Linked DNA regions of Homo sapiens: all the other regions are linked to region 2. Evidence: read pairs that join two places in POLR2A ChIA-PET (ENCODE). Cell type or tissue: MCF 10A. All regions are shown on one strand. Region 1 overlaps TPRG1 (tumor protein p63 regulated 1). Region 2 has its middle 110 kb from the start of MIR944. Region 3 overlaps TP63 (tumor protein p63). Region 4 overlaps TPRG1 (tumor protein p63 regulated 1). Region 5 overlaps TP63 (tumor protein p63). Region 6 overlaps TPRG1 (tumor protein p63 regulated 1).

What was found. ChIA-PET counts read pairs that join two places held together with the same protein. Peaks named below come from ENCODE experiments on the same cell type or tissue, not always from the same donor. Only the 100,000 strongest peaks of a DNase experiment are listed, where the experiment ranks them.
Region 1: POLR2A ChIA-PET joins it to region 2 with 27 read pairs; 4 of 35 experiments call an interaction of 5 or more read pairs at or near these places.
Region 3: POLR2A ChIA-PET joins it to region 2 with 21 read pairs; 3 of 35 experiments call an interaction of 5 or more read pairs at or near these places.
Region 4: POLR2A ChIA-PET joins it to region 2 with 10 read pairs; 2 of 35 experiments call an interaction of 5 or more read pairs at or near these places.
Region 5: POLR2A ChIA-PET joins it to region 2 with 29 read pairs; 2 of 35 experiments call an interaction of 5 or more read pairs at or near these places.
Region 6: POLR2A ChIA-PET joins it to region 2 with 10 read pairs; 4 of 35 experiments call an interaction of 5 or more read pairs at or near these places.

The regions. Positions count from the first base shown.
Region 1 is chr3:189,266,297-189,270,296 of GRCh38, forward strand. The region is part of intron 4 of TPRG1 (tumor protein p63 regulated 1); the gene reads left to right. Among named protein-coding and RNA genes, the nearest start is that of TPRG1-AS2, 28 kb to the left of the region's middle. In MCF 10A, a CTCF peak has its summit at 2,267 (motif pointing right); DNase peaks (open chromatin) are centred at 2,015 and 3,255.
Region 2 is chr3:189,936,010-189,940,009 of GRCh38, forward strand. No RefSeq gene overlaps it. Among named protein-coding and RNA genes, the nearest start is that of MIR944, 110 kb to the left of the region's middle. RefSeq lists an enhancer at 1,241-2,440. In MCF 10A, no CTCF peak of the experiment used is centred here; DNase peaks (open chromatin) are centred at 392 and 1,712.
Region 3 is chr3:189,861,093-189,865,092 of GRCh38, forward strand. TP63 (tumor protein p63) reads left to right here. Exons shown (of 14, transcript NM_003722.5): 5 at 3,140-3,326. Among named protein-coding and RNA genes, the nearest start is that of MIR944, 33 kb to the left of the region's middle. In MCF 10A, no CTCF peak of the experiment used is centred here; DNase peaks (open chromatin) are centred at 1,739 and 2,109.
Region 4 is chr3:189,302,117-189,306,116 of GRCh38, forward strand. All of the region lies in intron 4 of TPRG1 (tumor protein p63 regulated 1), which reads left to right. Among named protein-coding and RNA genes, the nearest start is that of TPRG1-AS2, 64 kb to the left of the region's middle. In MCF 10A, no CTCF peak of the experiment used is centred here; DNase peaks (open chromatin) are centred at 2,485 and 2,745.
Region 5 is chr3:189,839,961-189,843,960 of GRCh38, forward strand. The region is part of intron 4 of TP63 (tumor protein p63); the gene reads left to right. Among named protein-coding and RNA genes, the nearest start is that of MIR944, 12 kb to the left of the region's middle. In MCF 10A, no CTCF peak of the experiment used is centred here; DNase peaks (open chromatin) are centred at 1,731, 3,121 and 3,461.
Region 6 is chr3:189,274,746-189,278,745 of GRCh38, forward strand. The region is part of intron 4 of TPRG1 (tumor protein p63 regulated 1); the gene reads left to right. Among named protein-coding and RNA genes, the nearest start is that of TPRG1-AS2, 36 kb to the left of the region's middle. In MCF 10A, no CTCF peak of the experiment used is centred here; a DNase peak (open chromatin) is centred at 2,286.

The DNA.
Region 1 (4,000 bases), 670 kb before region 2:
TCAGTTCCTCTATGTGTATTATTTAAGGTGTTACAAAATGTTAATAGGCAGCTATATCCTGAGAAGCTAGTGAGTCAGAGTGGGGCAGTCAGAACTACAGTCTGTACTGTAAGTTCAACAGAAAAGGAGTGTTCATCATTCACTCAACTCAAGGCCTGTTACTCTGTGACAAACTAACGGAGAGCTGGAGCCAGTTTTCTGGTGGGAATAGGGACATGATGAGTTGGTGTAAGAGAGCCAAAGCCTTAATAATGGGAGACAGGAGATCCGTTTTTGTGATCAAGAAAGCACATGTGAAAATGCTCATAGGAACAAGATGGTATCTCACAATTCAGGCCAAGCTGAAGGCATGTATAAGATGGGATGACTCTGCAAGTATACAAAACAGTGACCTTAAACCCCATAAATGGCTCCCTAAAACACCTATGGTTATATTTTGTATTATTATTGACCATCAGAAGCTGGTTTTAGAGCAAAGCATAACTTATAACTAAGAATATTAGGTAATTGATATTCCTTGATCTTTCTAGTTACAAAGTTGTTTCAGCTATTTCATATAGTTACCGTCATTATGCATTTTCCTTGTGTTTTTTTTTTCCCCTTTATGCTAACTTGGATATTGCTGCACCCAGATCTTGGAAAGGTTAAGTTGAGATAGTTTTAATTTGGTGATTCAACAAATGGAGGACAATGGTCTAGTTGTCTCTATAGGGAAAGAGAGATAAAATACAGTTATGTATCACACAAAGTTTTGGTCACAGACCACATATATGATGGCAGTCCCACAAAATTATATCATATTTTACTGTACCCTATGTTTAGATGTATTTAGATATACAAAAACTTACCACTGTGTTATAATTGACTTCAATATTCAGTACAGTAACATGCTGTTACATGTTTATAGCATAGGAGCAATATACTCTATACCATATAGCCTAGGTTTGTAGTAGGCTATACCATCTAGCCTTGTGTAGGGTGTCCAAAAGTAGCCTTGACAAAATAGCCTAATGACATATTTCTAAGATGTATTTCTTTTGTTAAGTGATGCATGACTTTATACATTGGCCTTGCCCTCAAATAGCTTGAGATCTAATTGGGAACTAAGAGGGTAAATATATAGAAAACTAATTTTCATATAAAGCATAATCTGACAAAGCCCAAAATAAAGATGTAAGCAACATATTGTGAGAGCATAGACAAGGCAATCGTTTTTAGTGGTGGGAACTGTTGCTAAAGAGACAACAGAATGAAGAATTTTGGTAGAGAGTTATAAAGTGGCTCATAAACTGGAGGAAGAGTATGACAAAAAGAATGATATGAAAGTGTGAAAAGTTGTTTAAGTAATCATGACTAGTCTCCTGGGTGACTGGAAAATAGAGACAGTAGTGGAAGAGAGGAGAACATGCTCATGGACAGTGTTGAATGGTAAGATAGGAGGTTTTATTTATTTTGATTGACCAACTGACATCATAAAGATTTCAGAGCATGAAGGCTTATCTTTGTGTCCTTATAGCCTATAGCACAACATTAGTATATGGCAGGCACATTGCTGTATGTGAATGGTGAGTAAATGATTAGAACAGGGAGCGGTATGTGGGATGAATTGGAGCACTGAGAAAAGTGTGATCAGGTCTTGGAGTCAGTCCTGGTAAAAGGTGTTGGATGCCTGATCTTGGTGTGGAAATGAGAGGTTACATATAAGATTCTGAATATCACCCTCTTGTGGACAATACTGATTAATGGTCTTGGAATTCAATGGAGGGAAGTCACTTGGATGGAGATAAATTCTGAAAAGAGAATTGCCTTGGAGCTTATGGACTTACCATCCTCAGCAAGGATCAAGTTACATCACATGCTGTGATGAACAGGGCAGCAGGCGAGGATTTTGTCATGTACACTCTTGACTTCGCCTTTGGGTATCTGTGCCAAGAATGCCCGGGGTTTGATTTTTGGGTGCGGTGCTGTCCACTCACTCTAATGCCCAGGGAGGCATGTTGACAAGGATGGGTGGCTGATGGGGGATTGCTGAGCTATTTCTTGGCAAATCTCCGTGGGGAGGCGTTCCCCAAATACCACAATCCTGTTATTTTTGAGTAATGGACTGAACCCAGGTGCCTGATTGGACAGGGCCACTCCCCATTTCTTCCAGATAAATATTTGGTTGCCAGGAGGTTATATTTAAATGAGAAATACCTCCTTAGGAAGTTGTTGCCTAAGAATTCCTGCAGAGGGCAGGATCCCATCCCTGCTGGGGAATGCCTGAGAAGGGCGCCAAAATTTATCCTGTACTCACTATGATACATTTAGTGTGATGGCACCCACTTTGAGGTTCTATAATAGTTTGTATCTCTGAATGACAAGAAAGCTCATCAATGCTAGAGATGTTGCATTTCTTCTAGGGAAGGGCTCCTAGTCTTTAGCGTCGTAATAGCAAGATCCTGAAACGCAGATGGAATGTATGTCAGAGATTTGGCTTTTATGAAAGGAAGGAATCAGTTCTCCAAAAAAGAGCTGAATCTTTTCTGGAACCTGAAGCACCGAGTACAGAATCTAGGAAGCTAGAGACTTTGGATCTTTCAGGCTTTAGGGTGCTCTTTGTTCTCGCTACTTGTGAACATTGAATGTTGGCTTTTCAAGCCTTGTCAATTTAGCATGTGTATTTTCTCTATGACGAGAACCCTCTTATTTCATACATTTTCCTCCAGAAAATGGGATATTAAGACTCAACAATTAAATTTCTAACTCTTTGGGCATCATCTGTCTTTAGAAATACAAGAGTTAACATCCTGAGGTTTTTTTTTTTCTTTTTTTCTTTTTAAAAAAGAACAAAACAAGAGCTAAAGCACACAGAAAAAAAAGGCACAAGGCAAAACATAAGCAGAAAAGACTATCACTAACTTTCTTGGTGAAAGTTCAATGTTTTGGGTACTCCAGTAAAAATCCATCCTAAACATACATTTTCCATAACAATGTGTGGTCTCAAGGTCGTAAACTGTGACTCTCTGTCTCCATGATTTTCTAAATCTTCTTTTAATCACCAGCCATATATTATTTTGTTTTCGTTTTTCACTTTTTGAATCCTTTTGCATTAGGAGTTGTAATAATATTTGCTGATGTGGATCACTTCATAGAGGGGAGACCTTACTTAGGTGCGCCAGTTTAAATACAAGTGAGAAGAGGCATGTTCAAGAAATTGTATTGAGTCCCGGAGCTGTGCAGGGTGTATTTCCTGAGAACTCATCTGGAGGAATGGCATGTGTGCTGGGGATACTTGGCAGAGGATTTGTTTCTTCTGATTCATTGCAGAAAAAAAAACCCTGTTAATTATGATGTGTTTAGAGCCTTCCAAGATGCTATAAATATAATTCAAGAAATAAAAGTAGGTGAGAAGAAATACAAGCTTTTGGAGCTACAAGGGATTTTTCAGCGTTTGCTTTAATCTCCCTCATTTTACAGTGGTCTTAGGGGACTGTGGTCAAGAATTCCATGGCAAAGCTGAGAGTAAGACTTAAAGATGGGTAAACAGCTAAGGAGTTTTTTCATTGACCTAAATTTACAAATTCTAGCATTTTTTGGTTTTGTTCTTTTTATGTCACCAGGAAAAAGGAACATGCTCTGTGGAAACATGGAGGAAATGGAGCATTGGTTGAGTAGATATAGAGTTTTGACTTTTCATAAACAGGCTCCCTGACGTTGGCTATCTTTTCTCTTCTCTGGATCTTCTTCTTCTTCTTCTTCTTCTTCTTCTTCTTCTTCTTCTTTTTTGTCTGTAGAGTAACGAGAGCACAAACTAGCTATGTTGTTCAAAGTCCGATCTTCAGAAATAAAATTTGATAATTTAAAATTGCTTTCTGGCTACTTTTAAGAAAAATAATAATAACATGCTGAAGAGAGAAAAAAAAAAAAGGTCCAGGTGGTTTTACAGAAATTATACCATATTGGAGGGAACATGCCTGGATATCCGTGTCAGGAATTTTGAATTAGATCTCATCCCGGC
Region 2 (4,000 bases):
GCTTCATGTCTCAGTAGTGTCATTGAGAATAAAAGAAAGGAATTGCAGGCAAAGGCATATTTATGTTAATTTAAAATAGTAAAATAGTGTGCATGTGGATCGTTTCTAGTCTCAGGACAGAAGCTGAAGTTTGTGCCCATGGACTATGCATCAAAATCTGTGCTCCTGAAGAAAGGCACCAAAATACTAGAGAAGAATGTTCTGCAAAGGCATTGCTGGTCTTTCTATGTCTACCTTGATATTTATAAGTCTCCTGAGGAGATTCTACTTTCTCTGTGGAATGATATTACATAATCATTTAGGAGTTTGACTTCAAGGCCCGCACAATCTATCTATTGCATTATACATGACACAAGATCCGGGCACAGAACAATGTGTTAAGATGATGACTCTACCACTGTGCTCACATTTGCCTCCAGGGAAAAGAAGGGCACTCTTGTCTCCAAAATATGTAACTCCTTTTCATCTCAGCCGTTGTGGCTGCACTTTATTTCCTTGTCATGTTAAGCTGAAGAAATAAGAGCAAAGCAAAGGGAATGAGCAAAGATATCACAGCTTTGCTTGTAGTGGTTCGTCTCAGGAGGTGAGAGAAATGGTGAAAATTATTGGGGAAAAAGCAAGACTGACAAGGTAGTGAGAGACACGTGAGTGTCTCCCACAGAGGCCAAACAGGAACACACCCAAGGCTAGGGGAAGTTGGGAAATAAGAAAAATAAAAACAGAAGATAAAACATGAGGGATAGCAACCTTAAAAGACACACATACACACAGATGGCTATTGGGTGGTTCCCAGCCATCCTAGTGAAAAAGTGTATCAAATAATTAAGTTGGCAGATGGAGTAGAAGAACAACCCAGAGCCAGCTTGGGCAGGGCCTCTGACTGTTTCTAAGATAAAGCATCCTGGAACCTTGGGAGAAAAGACACGGCACCTTTTTGGTTTGTTTGTTTTTTGTTTGTTTTGTTGTTTTGTTTTGTTTTGTTGTTTTGTTTTGTTAAGGAGGCCTTAGATTATTCAACTCTTTTTTCCCGTTCTCTCTCTTGTAATGTGCTCTACTACTTGGGAAATAAGAATTTTACTGTGAACAGAGGTAAAATTTTTATTACAATTTTAGAGAATGACATGGCTGAGATCTATGGAATGTTTAGAGCACGAAATGAACTTTAAACACTTGGATTGTTTATTCTATCTTTTCTGTTCCTATTTACTTACTTATATACATGTATCCCCTTAGCTGTCATGCTTTTCACTGCCTGGCAAACTCCTATTCATTTTTCTACACTTAACAATTAATTTAATTCTCATGTAAACCTTCACTTTCCCTCTCAAGTTAAGCTACACCTGACTTTGTCATTCCATGTTATTCCATTCCATGTATATGCCTTCATTCGCAGTGATTACAAGGTGTTTAATATTTTAAGGTTTATCTTTCCCTCTAAGTAGACCTGAGGGCCAGAGCTATCTGATTCATCTTTGTTTTCCCCATGCAAATAATGCAATCCTTGGTACATGAGGAGGGAATAATATATTTAGGGGCAGACGATAGGTACTAATAAAATAAACAAATGAGCAAATGAGTTGGCTGACCTCTTCCCTTCTCTTCCTGAGACTATGGGTGTAATTAGTGCTTTCTAGGGCACTGTGAGGACCTGCCACTCCCGTGCCCTATCCTTGTGACTGGCCCCGTGGGAATTTGCCTGGCTTTTGCTGGATAGGTCACCCTCCTTTTGGCTGGAGAATGATCAGGCCTGGGTGTTGGAAGTCAGATACACCACTGAGTCACAGTACCTCAAGGCACTGTGGTTCCACTCCATGTGTGAAAGGTCTCTCTGCAGCATTCTTGCAAGATGAGTTTTCTAATTAGCTTTCCCTTATAAGGTGCCAGAGGGGATGGTTGGTCAGCATTAGAGCCTACAGATGGGAAAACAATGGCCAAGAGACTTTGCCTAAGGCTACTGGGTGGGCCGAAGCCTTCCAGTTAACATCTGGTGAGAATTTAATGACTCAGTGCTCTATTCTCCACCCAAGGTTCTCTCACCTGCCAGTTCCTTTCATTCTGCTGGGCCTTGACCTCAAGAGCACGAAATTGAGTGTGATGTGATTCTACGACTGTGCTACTGGCTACATTTCGCATTGGTGACAGGAAAGCACGGGCTGAGGTGACTTTGTCTTTAAATGGCTAGAAGAGGGCAGACTGCATCTCTGAGTATCCTTGAACCTAACACCTTTGTTTAGGGTTGCTCTCCAGAAAAAGCTTGAGAGAAAGCCTAACAGTTTGCAGAGTGGTCAAGAGATTGAATAATAACTGAGTAGCAATAATACTCAGATGGGTTATGTCTTTTGACTATTTAAAGGACTTTTGTATACCACTGTATGCAGCCTTATGAAATAAATTGTGTATACACACACACAGACACACACACACACATACATATATCTAGGATAAAATTAATAAATGGTTCAGTGTTAAAGATTGGAAAATATGGGAAGAAAAACAAAAAAATTGACATTTAATGCCATCATCTAGATATAACTAGTATTAATATTTTTGTGTTTCTCTTTTCTATTTTTATTAGATAACATAGTTCCTAATATAGTAAAAAAGTGACAATTAAAATGTTTATTTATGGAGGAGGATCTGAGATAGCAAGACGGCTGGAAGAGTAGTTCAGGAATGGAGAGAGAATCAGGAGTTCTGATGACTTCATGTGTGATCTTGAGTAGATCTTAAAATTTCTCTTAGTCCTTAATTTTTGCCCCTACAGAAGGGCAGGAAATTTGAAGGCAATGTCAATAGAAGCTCAATGCCCTAAGTTGAAGGTTAAACCTTAAATACCAAGAATTAATGTGATAAGAAGTTAGTCTACATGCAGTAGACAAAGACACCAAAATACACCCTTTAACTTCAGAGCTACTGCCAGGATTTCTATGTATCAAGGGACTGTCTTACAAATTAATATATATTTTTTTTTTGAGATGGAGTTTCGCTCTTGTTGCCCAGGCTGGAGTGCAATGGCACAATCTCGGCTCACCACAACTTCTGTCTCCCAGGTTCAAGTGATTCTCCTGCCTCAGCCTCCAAGTAGCTGGGATTATAGGCATGCACCACCACCTCCGGCTAATTTTTTATTTTTAGTAGAGACGGGGTTTCTCCATGTTTGTCAGGTTGGTCTCGAACTCCCAACCTCAGGTGATCCACCCACCTCAGCCTCCCAAAGTGCTAGGATTACAGGCATGAGCCACTGTGCCCAGCCGCAGGAATTAATTATTTACCTGATCCCCATCCTTTTTTTTATGCCCATATTTTCAGGTTGCCAAGGTCTAAGAAAGGAAAGGGATGAGGTAGCTTAAATGACTGTAAGATGAGCAGCTCTTCTATCATTTAAATCCACAAAACTAGGCAACAAGGGAATCATCACATCAACCATCCTACACTAGTAGTTAGCTGTAGTATAAAAGGTAGTTGGCCCGGCGTGGTGGCTCACACCTGTAATCCCAGCATTTTGGGAGGCCAAGGCAGGTGGATCACCTGAGGTCAGGAGTTCAAGACCAGCCTGGCCAATATCATGAAACCCTGTCTCTACTAAAAATACAAAAATTAGCTGGGCATGGTGGTGTATGCCTGTAATTCCAGCTACTTGGGAGGTGGAGACAAGAGAATTGCTTGAACCCGGGAGGCGGAAGTTGCAGTGAGCTAAGATCACACCTCTGCACTCCAGCCTGTGCAACAGAGTAAGACTCTGTCTCAAAAAAAAAAAAAAAAAAAAAAAAAAGAGGTAGTTTTCTGCGTTCAAATTATCTCCCATTTAATGATTTGAACACACCTGTTCTGTGGGCCTCATACCCTCTCCTCTGATGCCCAGACATCACAACAAGAGAACTCTACCTAAAACAGGCAAAGATTGGAGGAGATGAAAAAATGTCCACCCTGAGTCAAAGGAATGGCTCCACCTTTAGGGCATACCTCTCCAGACTGGGAAAGCTAGTTGGAGAAGAACAAG
Region 3 (4,000 bases), 75 kb before region 2:
GTTTAGTAGAGACTGGATTTCTCCATGTTGGCCAGGCATGTCTTGAGCTCCTGCCTGCCTCGGCCTCCCAAAGTGCTGGGATTACAGGCATGAGCCACTGTGCCCGACCACATGTGTCTTCACTACTTATCTCCCACATATAAGTGAGGACACATGATACTTGATTTTCTTTTTCTGAGTTGTTTCACTTAGGATAATGGCCTTCAGCTCAATCCATGTTGCTGCAAAGGACATGATTTCAGGGAATAGCATTTTGAATTTTGGGTGATGATCCTATGGTGTGTTTGAAGCATTAAAACGTTTGTATGGGTAGAACATGGGGTGAGAAATGTGTGTGGGTGGGGGTGGAGGGGTAGGGGGAATTAGAGATAGATAAGGCCATAATACAGAGGGCCTCATAAAGTCCTCAATAAACCATGTTAAAGAGCAAGACTGTATCCTTGAATTCCCAGAAGCAGCTGGTGTAATCGTCCAGGCTGTCTTCCACCTAGCCCAAAGTTTTTTCAACTCTATCACTTGCTGCCTCTCCCTACCATTAAATGAGTAAGCAATATACTGAGAAATTAATAAAACTATGTTAAATAGACCACTTTTGAGCTCCATTTTAATGCTTGGAGAAGAGTCGGTAAGCATTGTAATTGATTCAGAAAAGAACCACAATGTTGGAAACTAGAAAAAGGTAAACATTTGCATGGCTGAGTTAAGAGAACAGAGACATAAGAAACTGTTATTACAGGACTAGGATAGACTCATATACCAGTTACTAAGCAGGTTCTTGGGCAAGTCCTTTCTGTACATTTATTTTCTTATTTATAAAATAGGGATGATAATTCAAGTCAATTATCTGTTATCTACAATTCTGAAGTTCCAAGAGCTCTGAAAATCAGAAGTTGGTTCAGTTTTATTTTGATTTCTTAAGTTTGTGGCACACTCATTTGATGGTGAAACCCAGGTTTCGTAGTCATTTATCAGTTAGTGTGAATATTTATGAATTCTGCAGAAATAATGTTTGATCTTATGGTGCTACCCTAAATTCTGCTGGATACATTCATATGTTATGCAAACTACTATTTTTCTAAAATCTAAACAATTCTGGATTCTGAAAATTCTGGCCCCTGTGGTTTCAGATAAGAGACAGTATGCTTGTAATACCTTCCTCTTAGGGTTGTATCAGGATAAAATTTCTTAAGGCAGAACTCAGTAAACGATGAAGCTATTATTATTTATCATTAATTAAGCTTAAAAATTAGATTCCCACCCCCATCCCCGAGAATGAACAAGAATTAGCACTTGACGATCCTTAATTTTATTCTTAATGCTTTTATACTGTACTCTCTCGAGCTTGATTTATAGTATATCAGTTATTAAAATGGAATGTTTTCCTTAAGAAACTTCTACGCTGAACACTTAACCTTCATTTCTGCAATCTTTACATACTTGGAAGGATACCTTATTTGCCTTTAGGTATTAGTTGACAGACTTATTTTTCAGTCATCTTTCCTAAGGGTCATCTTACGAAATTCATGGTTAGATTATGCGTTATATACCTCCTAACGAAAACACGAATGGATATGCTTATTTTCTTCAAGTTCTCAATAAAAGGAAGTTCTTAACATGTCATAAAACAAGTTCTGTGTAAGTCTTTAGTTAAAAGCACTAGAGCAAAAATACCCATCTAGATTTCATTCAGTGTTTCCCAAGTAGAATTTTATTTTTGTGGTTGAAGTTTGGCATGTTTCCTATTTCTTCAAGCTATATAAAACCCTTTTGCTGCGTCTAATCCATGGCCTGCGGACATGGAGGACTGATTTTGCAATACTTTTCTAGCATTGGGAAACTTCTAACTAAAAATTTTGTGTGCTGGAATACTTGGAAGAAAAGGAAAGGTCATTTAAACAAATACTATATTTTAAAATGAAGAAATAAAGCAACATTTTAAATGTGTGATTTTTGTTAAGATACTTGCCATTAGTGAGAGTTAGGGTGGGACATATCAGTAACGAATCCGATTGCCACTATGGCTCTGCCCCCCCACCATCTTTCCTCTGGGAGGATGTTGGGGCCAACTTACGATTGCAACCTGTGTGTGTGTTTATCCTTTGTTTGGATACATGTTACTAGGTGCCCCACTCTTGGCCAGCAATTCCAGTGCCTGGGTGGTTTGCCTGAGCAAAGTGCCTGAGTGGCTAGGAATGTAGAGATAGGGCTTTGACCCAGAGCACAGGGATGATAAGGTTTACTATAGTGTAAGGATTAGAATGAAGGTTCTCTTCTGCTTCAGAAGTGGGAAGAGGAAGCAACACAGGATGGGATCTCTATCTGGTTCTAGGTCTCAGGCTTTCTCCAGCCCGTTTTGCCAACTTACAAGCAACTAACCACCACTAAACTTCCTCTCCCTGGAGAAGGAAAAATTTCACTCACTTGTGAGTGAGAAGATCTGCATCCAGATCCTTTCTGTGCCATGATTAGCTGTGCTACATCAGGCCCGGTGTTTTCAGGAGTTTAGGACCAAACAGCCCCTTTCAGCTCTTGCATTCTCCTAGTCTTTGACATCAGAAGGAAAGTGCAGGCGTTCAAGGGAGTTCTTGTTTTACAGTTTCAAGCGATCTGACGTCAGGCGAAATCTCTTCACTCTCTAACAGATATTCCATCTTAAAAAAAATCCCATGAACCCTAATTCCTGTGAGTGTCTCTAAAGTATATTAAAGACTGGATTAATTGTAATCTAGGCAGAAATCTGTCTTTGTGGTTGTTGTTTAATATCACTCAGTACATGCCAATACTCTTCTTTCACTTAGCTTCTGGTAATCTATGAAGCTACTCGTGGTTTCATTCATTTAAACCCCTCTGAGCCTCAGCTTCTTCATGCTAAAGGAAAATAACAGGAAATAATGGCATAAATGTGTTTTGATAAACATAAAACCTTTTGTAAACATGGGGTTTTATTTATGATAGCACAAAATATTAATATAACTTCCTCTAATAACATTGACATACGTCACATCTATAGTAGCCAGTAGTAAACAGGCAGCATGCAGCTCTAAAAAGTGGACAGATTTTCATTGTTCTGATTTGGAATGTAACAATATCTCCTGTTGGTTCTCTCCTTCCTTTCTCCACTGGCCCCAACTCTAAGCAGTATTCCACTGAACTGAAGAAACTCTACTGCCAAATTGCAAAGACATGCCCCATCCAGATCAAGGTGATGACCCCACCTCCTCAGGGAGCTGTTATCCGCGCCATGCCTGTCTACAAAAAAGCTGAGCACGTCACGGAGGTGGTGAAGCGGTGCCCCAACCATGAGCTGAGCCGTGAATTCAACGAGGGTAAGCAGAATTTGAATCTCTAACTGTTCAACCTCCTTGAAGGTCAAGATTCTGTGGGCATTTTTGTTTGAGACCCACCTACCTGATTCAGACTTCTGCACTCCGATGGCAGATCAGTCTGCCTTTTTTTTTTTTTTTTTTTTTTTTGGCTGACAGTATCTAAGAATAATGATAAATAAATTCATGGCTTTCACAGTGGTTGAACTATTTAATATTAGTAATTACTAGATGACCTGAACTACTGGTTATCTTTACTCCTTCCTGCTTCCTTCTTTTTATTTTTCTTGCCTTTAAAATAAAATAAGAGGCTGGGTACGGTGGCTCATGCCCGTAATCCCAGCACTTTGCGAGGCCGAGGTGGGCAGATCATGAGGTCAGGAGATCGAGACCATCCTGGCTAACACAGTGAAACTCCATCTCTACTAAAAATACAAAAAAATTAGCTGGGCATGGTGGCGGGCACCTGTAGTCCCAGCTACTCGGGAGGCTGAGGCAGGAGAATGGTGTGAACCCAGGAGGCCAAGCTTGCAGTGAACCAAGATGGCACCACTGCACTCCAGTCTGGGCGACAGAGCGAGACTCCATCTCAAAAATAAAAAATAAATGAAAAAAAAATAAGAGGGTGCCAGGAGACTACATGGTAGCTATTCTACTTGGCCCAGGCTACAGTTTCT
Region 4 (4,000 bases), 630 kb before region 2:
TATTTTCTCATCAAAAGCCTTATATCCATCAAACCCCAGCTAAAAGGCCCCATAGTTATAAAATCATTAGGCTGCTCTGAGTTTATGGAAGGCTTGTTTTATATCTTTCGAGGTCCTTGCATGCACTTGGTACAAAGTCAAAGATCAGTAAAGACGTATTGAATGAATGAAGCCTTTTTTGATACCTTTAACTATGAGAGATTGTTCCTTCTTCTGAATCCTCATCACAATTGTATCCGGAGCAATTTCCCTGGACTTCATGGAGGATTTCTATGAAGGATTTACTTAAAATGTTCCCACTTAAATTAATTATTCATTATTGAGGGAGTTATACCCTAAAAGGTTTGAAGGATGGATCAGGGTGTGAGGCTCCGTGTACAGAATATGACAATGCCAGTGTCTGCCGAAGTATGACTCTAGCAATGACAACATTTCATGTCATCCTCATCAGTGGAAAGAAAGTTATCACTTTTAATCCTAGGATGACATTTGTTTCTTTCTGACAGACATGGACTCCAAATAGGCCATTTAGATGCTCACAACTTAAAGTAGCATCCAGTTTCTTCTCCTTTGTTCGAAAGTTATTTATTGTCAACTTCATTGGATTAGCTTTCCATTTAAATGGCATCTGAGAAAACACAGCTTTTTCTAATAACTTGTTGCATTTTCCTTAGAATAAATGGCCTGAGAAAGAGGGTATTTTTATCATTTGCCCATCACCCCAATAACAGTATGTTCCTAGTTTCCCTGTCAATAGAAGTTTCGAAAAAACAAATTAGAAAAAGAGCAGCTAAAGTCAGGAATGTTGATAGCAGCAAGAAATGGCAGCCTGATGGTGATGGAGGAGACAGCTGACATAAGAACCAATAAACTTAGCAGTCAAGAATCTTTTAGAGCTTTAGGCAAATAGTCTGACTCTTCATATACAACAGCTGGCTTTCATAAAGGGAAGCAGTATAGGAAAGTATTATAAGGGTTTTGAGTATTAATTTGGGTAACATTTAGATTTCAGTCTATATTTGGTGAATTTAAGGAGCCAAGGACACAGGACATAAATGATGAATAATAACTCCCTTCTAGGTCTTAAAATCTGGGTGTTTTTTTGGATAACTTTATTAAGTAATTAAAAATAGCTATTTTTAATATAAGAAAATAAGTATGTAAGTTTGAGAATGACTTTCATCCAAATTAATTCACTGAGGAAAAATACTTCTCTGTGTTATTTAAGTGAAACCCAAAGGTTGGTAATCCTCTGCTCTGATGGGTCAAACACGTTAGGTTTGTGTAGAGTTAGAGTGTCCTCTAGACACTATCCAATCCAGTGCCTTCTTTATTTTATAAGGAGGGAATTGGCACATCAAGAAAAGTGCCCAGTCTAAACCACAAAGAAAGTGACTATAAATGCAAGGATTTGAACCACATTTTTTTTTGACTACCAGTCCAGGGAGCTTACTACCATAACATGTAACACTCTAAAAATGGAATAATATGACATTCAAATTGACAGGCATCCTAACTTGGTCTGTAAACTCATTCATTCACCTTCATTAAACAAAAATTCATTAAGTGGTTTCTATGTACCTGGCACTGTAAGCAGCCATGTTTATTTCAGCATAAATATTTACTGCACAAACACACATATATTCCAACATTGTGAGTCATGAAATCTTAGGTTGGACCTTTGGTTTGGAAACTTTGTCTTCCTCTCTTCAGCCATGAACATGACCACCTCTAGGACAAGCACATTTAAAGTTTCCCAAGCAGATAAACATCTCTTTTAAGGACTTTCAGTTTGGGAGATTCCGTGACCATTTTTGGTAACCCTTTTTATAATTATTCACTCTCACTTGATCTAAATTCTGCTCTTGATTTAACCTCAAGTCTTTTCTTCTGCAGGTTAAGATCACTTTTTTTCACCTTTTAGGAGAGGAATGTTCAGGTCTTAGTATCCTTCTGAGAATTTCTCATATTCATTAAGTTATCCCTTGGGTTAACTCTTGTTTTTTTTTTTTTTTGTCTAACCAGCATAACACAAATTATTCTGGTCTTTCAGCATAGATCTTAATTTATTGGGGGTAGAAAAGGATCTTACAAATGATCTAGTTTTAACTACCTGATATTACAGATGGATCCCCGGAGCCCGGAGAAGTAAAAGGTTCAAGTTACCCAGTTGAATAGTGGCAGATCCATCTTTTGAACCCAGGCCTTCTAATTCTCACTCAAGGTTTTTACAATGACACCACAATGCCCCTGAATCTTTTTTTGATGAACATTGCCGATCTGCTTTATTTATTACTTACCTCTGCCTCAAGTAATATAACCCATACAATTTCTTGGTTACCCTTGCCAGTAAGTGGTTAATCTCACTGAGCTAAAGGCCCTGGAAACTTCTGGGAGGGAGCCAGGTGAGCAAAGAGAGCAGATAAAGGCAGCACCTGCCGATGGGTTTGGAACAGCCTGGGGACATGGAGAGAATGTAAACACATTCTGCAAATCTTATTGTCTGACTCTGTGCCAGCGTCTTTTGGGTTCTTGTCATGGAAAATATTTCCTCTGAGGTCATTCAATGAGCAAAGGAGCATTGAATACCCTCCAGGGTGCCAACTCTGTCCCTGCTTTTGTCCAGATTAAATAAGCAAGAGACTAACATTTCATGGGCCTAGAAGTCTGCCTTTCAACAATACTTGCTCTAAGGTAGGGGGAAAGGAGACATTAAGAAAATAGATCATGTTGTTCTGAGTTGCTCTCTCCCCATCGCCCGCCCGCCTCCTCCCACTCACAGCCTCCCTCTGTTTGCTCACCCATACTTACAAGCACACGCCCTGCGTTTAGAGCAAGAGTTAATGTCTGTGCTTCCTCATAAATCTCGGTTTGGTGCCTCGAGCTATGTTTTTAATTCTGTGGTGGAGCTTTGAGATTTGAGATGAGTAGAAAGGAGGGGCAGCTGATGGAGGTAATAATGAAAGCTGCCATCTTTCCTTCTAGGGAGCTAGGTGTCCTCATTCAGTTTTGCTAACAGGTAGGTTAGTGCCTTAACAGAGACTCTTTGGAGGCCAGGGTAGAAGGAGAGTGAGAAGTCCAGGGAGAGGAAGCCAGCTATGTTGCCCTATGCAAGAGGACCTGTGGCTTCTCTCTGAAGAAAGAAGAATGCACGGAATGAGTATATTAACTCAGACTGAGGACTGACTGGCATATTTTCTAGCTCAGCTAAAAACAACTTGGAGGAGAGGAGTCTTTCCTGTCAAAAATAATTTATTCTCTTACAAAGTTGGTTATCAAAGAATGTGTTTCCTTCTTCCAACCTGTAGCTGCTTTTTGTGTTGTTAAGCCATATTTGTTTTTCATGACTGTGTGCTTTGCCACTAGTATGAGCAGTTTCTACTGTATAAAACTCACCCCTTCAGCATGTCTTTGCTTTTTTTGTGTGTAGAAAGCAAAACTTCTATTGGTCTGCTATGATGATTTAAAGTAGTAATTGCTCTGGTCTTCTATCCTGCCAACAACGGTGTTTGAGTAGAACTCTGAATCTGAGTCACTGAGTGAAACATGTAATTAACATGACTAAAGTAAGAACTGTGATCTTTGAAAACTCTAGTCTCAGTTACATATCTATAAAATCAAAGAATTGGAAACTGACCTCTCCAAAAGGCCTTCCAACTCAGATAGTTTAGGATCCTAAACATCCATGACTATTACAAACCTTCTTCCACCAAGTCCTTATGGGACCCTTCCCCTGCCTCTGCCTCTTTCTGGGAGGCTTTGGAACTTACTAGAAGTAAAGAGTACATTGTCCTTCTTACTTCCACTACTGTGGGAATGGAGGCCAGATCCAGCTGTTTTCCTTGAGGATAGAAAGTGGGAATAATTGAAATAAGTGATCCTCTATTTCTGAAATGAGACTTGCAAGTTTCTATTTGTGCTTTTTGAGGTCTGGGAACAAATTGATAGTAAAATCGGCTCATAGATTGTCAGATCATGGGCTTACAGAGTTCAGGCACTG
Region 5 (4,000 bases), 96 kb before region 2:
TCACGTTTAGGAGTTTCAATTTACTTAACTGGCAAATGGAATAACAATGTCTACTTCACAGCTTACTGCGATGATCATATAAGACATAAAGAACTTAGCGAAGTGCCTAGACTGTAGATCACAGTACGTGTTAGCTTTTTGTGTTTTATACATCAAGCGTAAGTCTTATTTTTTACATCTGTCATATTACCCTTTCCCCAGTATTCAGAGTATTTGAGTGTATACGTACGGGTGGTAAGTGTTGTTTTTCATTGAAAGTGCAGATCCTAACTTTTTTTTTCATGCAGTAATCCTCAAAAAGGTAGACGTCTACCATAATTCAGTCTATTGCTCCAATTGGAGGATGTACAGTTGTTTTAGGAGTTAAGGAATTGAGTTTTTTCTTTTTTGCTTTTCGTCTTTTTTTTTTTTTTTTTTTTTTTTTTTTACAAATTCTTTTATTCTTTTCTTCTCCAAATTCAGGCAAACAGTATTAAACACTTTGTTTTAAAAATAGATTGTGTACGTGTGTGTGTGTGTTTATGAGAGAGACAGAGAGAGAGATGGGAGAGGGTGAGAATACACAGTAAGGACTTGGAACATATTCTTTGTGTGAAATGTTAAAAAATTGTTCACGGTGGCTGGGTGCGGTGGCTCACGCCTATAATTCCAGCACTTTGGGAGGCTGAGGTGGGTGGATCACGAGGTCAGAAGTTCAAGACCAGCCTGGCTAAGATGGTGAAACCCGTGTCTACTAAAAATACAAAAATTAGCCGGGTGTAGTGGCAGGCACCTGTAATCCCAGCTACTCGGGAGCCTGAGGCAGAGAATTGCTTGAACCCGGGAGGCAGAGGTTGCAGTGAGCCGAGATCATGCCACTGCACTCCAGCCTGGGCGACAGAGCAAGACTCAGTCTCCAAAAAAAAAAAAAAAAAAAAACAACTATTCAAGGTTTCCCAATAACCTTCTTGGGCTTTGAAGCTAGAGAGCGCTTTGGAATTCATGCTCCATTATATGTGTGTCTTAATGCTATATACTGTTGTAGGTCAGCAATATTTATATACATAAGTTTATATATATGTATATATAGATCTTTTGTAAATAGAGGGTGGATACTTTGTCCCCACCTTTTCCCATCCTAGCATGCAGTATAATGATTTGAACACGGCAAGGACACCACAAAGGCACAGGAAGACATCCTGCAATGTACATATAGTATGTGCCTTATGTACAGTAAGGGCCCTGAATTTAAAGTTAAAACCTAGATTGGAGAATTCTAACTTTGTGTTATCGTGAGCAAAGTAGTTTACTTAAGTCTCTGATTCTGATTCTTCCTTGACAGAAAGGGAATACAGGTGACTTTCTTATAGAGTTAGCTGAGGATTAAATTAATAGCTGTATGAAAATGCTCTATAAACTGTTAAGGACTATACAGATGGGTGAGTGATGGTGTCATTTATGGAAATCAGTAGATGCCATTACTCTCCATACTGTCGATACATAGTCTCCCATTTCTTCTTATCAGACTGGCCTACCTAGTCTTCCGGTAAAAAGAATATCCCGCAGATACAAATTACCATTACTGGAACAGAGGACTCACTTTTAGAGCAGATGTACAAATGAAACTCCAAAACAAGCCACAAATCTACCAGGAAAGAGAACCAATATGTGTGGTATTATATCGCCAAGGATACCTGAGTCATTTCATAGAAATTGAGCTGTGAGTGCCTCCCAGAATGAATGGTTTCTGAACGTGTTTCTGTTAGGAATGATGCAACCTTCAGTAGAGACCAGAGATTTAAGAATTCTATACTGTGAGTCATTTTAAAAGACAATCAAAGAGTATGTGTGGAAGCATAGACAATAACTTTCACCTCTAGCGTCCAGGTGTTGAAGGAGGTCAGCTACCAGGGAAGGACTCCTACGACTTTGGGTGCCACTGCGTGAGGCTTTGTCTTGGACCAGGGGGTAAAACATATCTCAGGCAGGACGCTGAGCTCTAGGTAGGGCTATCGTTTTTGTAGAAGCGTGACTTCTTGATACAACAAAGTAAGAGCTGAGGAAGGAACAGGGAAAACCAGTTTGGGCCCAGAGGGGAAAGAAATGATAGTGTAGTAGCCCGCGGTTTTGCAGGCAGTTGGGAGTAGCAAGCCACCCTTAGGGGGAGGATAATGTTTTCTCTACCTTAAGGGAAAATGATAGCTGACTTGCAGAGCAGTGTGCTGAGACAGACATGCTGCTACTGCAGTGGAAGGGGGTTGCAACGTATTGTCTTCTGTCTGGAGAGAGAGAGAGAGAGAGCGCGTGTATGTCACGTCTGTGTCCATAAAGCTCTCCGATCTGCCCACCAACCCTGTCCCCCACCAATAACATCTTAAAGAGAAGAGGTACAGGAATGTTTTACAGTGAAAAGATTACAGGGCTGGAAATTAGAAGCCACAAGTTCTAATTATGTCTCATTGCTAACTTCTGGTGTGATATTTTCTCTGGGTCTCTCATTTATCGGGGAGTTAAACTAGGTATGTCCAGTAGGGGTGAGGGGTAAGAGTTCTCTGCCCATCCAGGGTTTCTACTAGAAGAATTTTGACTCTACAGATAATTGTGTCTTCCTGTATTGCTGAGGAATGTCCAGGTTTGTTTTATTGAGGGGCAGGGGAGCACATAGATGTCCAGTAGTCAGGAAGGTGGTTTGCAGGCCTTTAATCAGCACTGAGAAGAGGGAAAACTAACTGCAGTTCAGTTCTCAGTTCCACCATTCACTGGAGTGCTGCTTTCAACTTTTGAGCTCCTGTTTCTACACCTCTAACGTATCAGTGTCATCTCACCCTGGCCTTTTTCTCATGATGGTCGTGACTTTAGGAAACATGTAAGAGTAAGCCGACCTTAACACGAGTACCTGCTGTATGACAGTCACTCTGACAAATGCCTCCCAGTGTCTGCTCTGTGAAGGTAACTGTGAATGATATTACTGGTCAGGTGGGGTTGACAGAGGTGGCCCTGGCAGGAGACACTAAATGAAAGGTCATTTTACCCTCCTGGGGAGATAAAGTTGCAAAATTACCGATCAAGTCTGTCAAATCTTTTTAGACTGGGTTTCCAAATCCATACCCTCAGGCAACTAGAACAAGGCTGGCGAGCTCCACCCCCGCCCCTTCCCAAGGTGGGTGCCAACATGCTGCCCTTCAGCAGGGAGGACACAGCTGCCTCTGGGGCCAGTGCCCAGGGCTAGCCACAAAGCTGGCTATGGCCTCCCCAAGAAGACCCAGGACACATTACTCCCTGCAGAGGTTTTGCTGCTTTGTGGCACGGTCTAAGTGTCGCCCCACTCCCACCACCTGCCAGGCCCAGTGGGCTCCTGGCTGGTCCTCACGGTAAGTGAGTAGCAGACAGCCCACCTGCTTGATGTCAACATTTGTGGGCGCGGCCCGGGAAGAATGTGCCGCTCCCAGCCTCCTTGGCTCAGGTAATTAATCCCCGCAACTGACAGGTGGCAACAGGCGGCCCTTTGGCTGGAGCCATCAGGAAAAGTGCTTGGAGGAAGGATTTTTTTAAAAAAATGATCAAGAGCACAATTCGTACATGTCTGGCAGCTAGACGGCTGTGGCAGGAAGGGAGGCAGGGAGAAGTAAATACCTTGCCAAGACGACTGTGGGGCCAATGTTGGGATCTGCGTCTGCCTGATCATTGTGATAGATCCAAAAGGATATGGTGGCCTTGGACTTGTTTGCAAGCTCACTTTGCAGAATTCCCCTTCCTTTGATGTGGATACAGTCTTAAAATGGAATGCCTCATTTGTGAATCAAAAAATCCGGGGCCAAAGTTGGAGCCCCAGAGGAGAAATAATTTGCCCAAGATGATGCAGTAAGTCAGTGGGCAGGTAGAGGACTAGAAGCCAAACTCAATGCCTCTTGGCTTTGTTTCCATGATTCACTGGGCAATATTTACTGCCCCATTATACACATGTAGTTTAGAAATAGAATGACAAAACTGGGGTCCTAGTCAAAGGAAGGATGATCAGTTG
Region 6 (4,000 bases), 660 kb before region 2:
AATAGGTATTTCTTACCAATTTAAAAACATTTGAAGATAATCAATTAATTTTGATAACATTTAAAAGCATATGAACAGTTAATTCCCACCTTAAATTGAATTTTGACCTGTGCTTTTTTTTTCTTATAAAAATAAATAATAAACAAGAATCACTAAGTTTTCCCAAGGGCATTTCTTGATAATGTAATGAGTGTGTGTGTGTGTGTGTGTGTGTGTGTGTGTGTGTGTGTGTGTATGAAGTCATTATTGACTAACAATTGTAATCCACAAAACCATGCATTCATCAAATATTTATTGAGGTTAAGGCACTGCATGTATTTATGTCTTCTGATTGCTCTAAGTAGAAGGGAACAGAATCACCTGCAGTGAAGTCTGAGGCCTTTTTCTTTTTAGCTGAACTTCAAATCAATCTTCTACTTGACAACTTGACTTAAACAACAAACAGCATACATACAGTGTTATTTCAATACAGATCCAAACAATCTTAATAGAATAACCATGCAATGAGCATGAATATGTGTACATCCCTGTTTTAGATGTTTTAGTCATATAGAGCCAAGCAACACAGTTCCTGCTATAACTACTACATGCTCTAGTAGCAAGGATAAGTCAAGTATATATACAGCTATATTATAAGGTGCAATAAGGATATGCCAGTGGAGACGAATTGACAATAAAGAGAATTCATACAGTTGTGACTGCATCTGGGCAACACAAAGGAAATAGTATAAGACGAGACCTTTGGAAGATAGTAACAGGTGGGAAGTTGGGATGTGAAGAAAGGGTTAGAGGGAAAGGCTATTCCAGGGAGAAGGTATAGCAAGAATAAAGCCATATGGTCAGGAAAGAAATTCAGAGAACAATCAGCAGATGTGGTTTTGCTTGAATATAATGAAGGTATTGTGGATGTGATAAAGTTAGAGATTGGGGCAAATAGGAGAGGCTTTGAATGCCAGTGTAAAATGTTTGTATTTTCTTGGTGGCAATAAAGCTACTGTTGTATTTTAAATAGGGAAATGCATCCATTTTAAATGAGGAAGGGCATCCAATTGTTATTTCACACACACAAACACACACAGATTTTGCCATGCCCTCTATAGGTCCATCACTATGTAAACTGTTGAGGATTCAAAGAAAATAGACAATCTCATACCTCAAAGTCTTCAGTGGGGAAGAGAGGCAAATACAATAATTTTCATAAGTATTGTAGGGATATCTTGTTCAGACACCTAGGGGAATCATAGAAAGCTTCTTAAAGGAAGTGAACCTTAAGCATTGGTTGGTTAAGGGCTTTCTAGATGCAAAAAAAATGAGAAGTGCTACTCCAATAAGACTCTTGAAACAGTATATGTGATGATAACACAAGGAACACTGAGAGGGGAAGGCAAGGTAAGGAGGGTGTGAAGGGAGGCCAGTGAAGAGGCTGCCACGATAGAATTGGTAAGAGGGAATGAAAGGCTGAGCGATGGAAATGGCTGTGAAGATGAAGAGGTGGTGGCCCCCATGGATGTGGCACAACAGCAGATCTTGATTTGGTGCTGGAAGTAGGGGGTTGTGGTTGGAATTGCAGAAGTGGAAGAGCATTTTAAAAAAGTTAAAATGGATAAGACTGGAATTCTGAAGGGGGAAGAAGGATGTCATTAGTAGGCATGTGGCAGTCAGGAGAAGCTGGTTTCAAAGGAATTGTGTGAAATTTAGTGTTGAGTGACTACTAGAAAGCAGAATAGGCAACTTCCCATAAAATTGAGTTGTGAGCAAAAATTCTTGGGCTCTGATGTCATGGTTTTCCTCCTTTTTTTCTCCTGGAAAATTCCAAGTCATAAGACAAGTGCCCAAATATTGCCTCAAGCATGCTTTAAAGTACTGATGTCTAAGGGATTTCATTTTAGGAAAAGCTTAATAGATCATGTGTATTAATCATAAAGTGTAAAAACAAGACATTGTTAACAATCCCTAGTCTCTTCCTTGGCTTGGCTCATGGCTGTTCTAAATAATACCTTGGGATTATTTATGATGACAGGTTTGGCATTCTGCTTGGAACATATACATGCCCCCTTAAGCAAGCTGCTTCCTTGGGAAGAGACCAAGAGAGGCAGGGTTTTTCGAAACACCTAATTTTCATTTCTTCCTCCTTTCTTTTTTTTTTAGTTAGTGGATAAAATGAGTGATTACTGGACAACGTATATATTTTTTAATGACTCCAGATGCTTTCGGGATGAATCATAGTAGCCTCCTCTCTTTGCCTCCTTGTTACTTCATTTCTAACTCCATTTCTGTCTCCACTATAATTGCAGCACTGGGTGAGACGCTGCTCGAGGAGGAATTAGCTGAACTGTGGTGGTTTGGCAACAGAAAGATAGAGGAAGTAACATGGAACAGGAGGTCTGTGAGAAATGTGCAGCCATGTGGCTTTCTGCCCAACCAAGGCAGCTTTCCCTACAATCCCCAGCCCTCCAAGGGCTTTTAAAGCATTGAGTGTGTGATGGGGGTAAGTCCGTATGCTGCACTTACTCCAAACATAATTATCAAGCTATAAAGGAGACACCTTAAACACACACATACGCACACAACACCTCATACCATAAGATCCCAGGGGAATTTCAAAACCACATACATATTTCAAAAAACAGTAAATTCAAAATAAAGAGAGGAATTGATTTGGGTGGTCTGATAGTTTGGTGGAAAAAATGCAGTCAATAAGATTAAGAATCAGAATAAATACAGCTCTATGCTATTAGAAAAAAGCTTCATTTTTTAAAATGTGTTTTTTCATTTTTGATTCAAGTCTTACCAAATCAAAATGTGTCACTCATCAGATGTTTGCAGTGAACACGTTTGGACAGTATACAGAATAGAGAAGATTAAATCAAAGTTTAACGTCTTGAAGTGCTGAAAGTCAATTAATTAATTAGAAAGATAATTGTTGGAATTATGTATAGGCAACTTAAATCCAAAAAAGAAAATTAATATATTAAGGAGCATGAGAAGCATCAATCCATGAATTCAAATGTATTTTACAGCTTTACGAGTCCAATCCCACATTGTTGGAATCACTATTATGTTAGCTGGCAGGATGGAAACTGGTGTCTGCTTCAACTTACTCAAAAATGGGGAACTCACTACCTCCTCAGCCAGCATATTCTGTTTTTAAATAAGATATAGCTGTTACAAACTTCTGTTTTTACAAATCTGATTCATCAGTGCTTCTTTTGCCTCTGAAGCCACGTCGAAGCCTATTTCTTTGTATCCATAAGCACCTTTCAGATTTGTGAGCATTACATCATTTCCTTTCTCAGGCTTTGTGTCTGCAGGCTGATCAACCCTCTTTCCAGAGGACTTCCACTCCTATGCAGGATGTTAAAGCCTCTGCCACCATGCTCCTTCCACATGCCCTTTGTTGCTTGATTAGGCTTGGTGGCTTTTCTTTCCACAATATTCTGCCTTTGTAGAGTTAAAATGATGCTTTGACCCCAAGTCTCAGGAGCAGTGAAGGGCCTGGGTAACCTATTGCCTGGGTTATCAGGTGAATCTTCCCAAGGTGAGCATTTGGGCAGTGGTTGCTCGAGTGCCCTGGGTGGAGAGAGAGCAGCAGGGGTCTACAGGTCAGGAGTCTGGATTCTCACAGGCCTGTGTCTTCTAACCCAGTTCCAAGTGCTGGAAGCCGGTGCTGGAAAGCAGATTGCTTTACGTACTGTGAGCAGATTGTGTAACCAGACCCATAATGTCCCTTGTCAGTAATGGGCTAAATGATGCTATGAACAATGCCAATTTCTATCCATCTCTGTAGTCCATATGCTTGTTAAATAAGGTTAAATGTGGCATCATGGAGGAAAAAAGGTACTTAGGACTTAGGAAACCTAAACCTAAATTCTTGTTCTGGCAAGCGTCAAGATCTAACATAGCCTCAGTTTCTTCCATCTGAAAACATCTCCTATGCTTCTGTGTGTCAAGTATTGTGCCAGAGCTCTATAAACTTTGTCTCTCACATTCAAAGCACTGT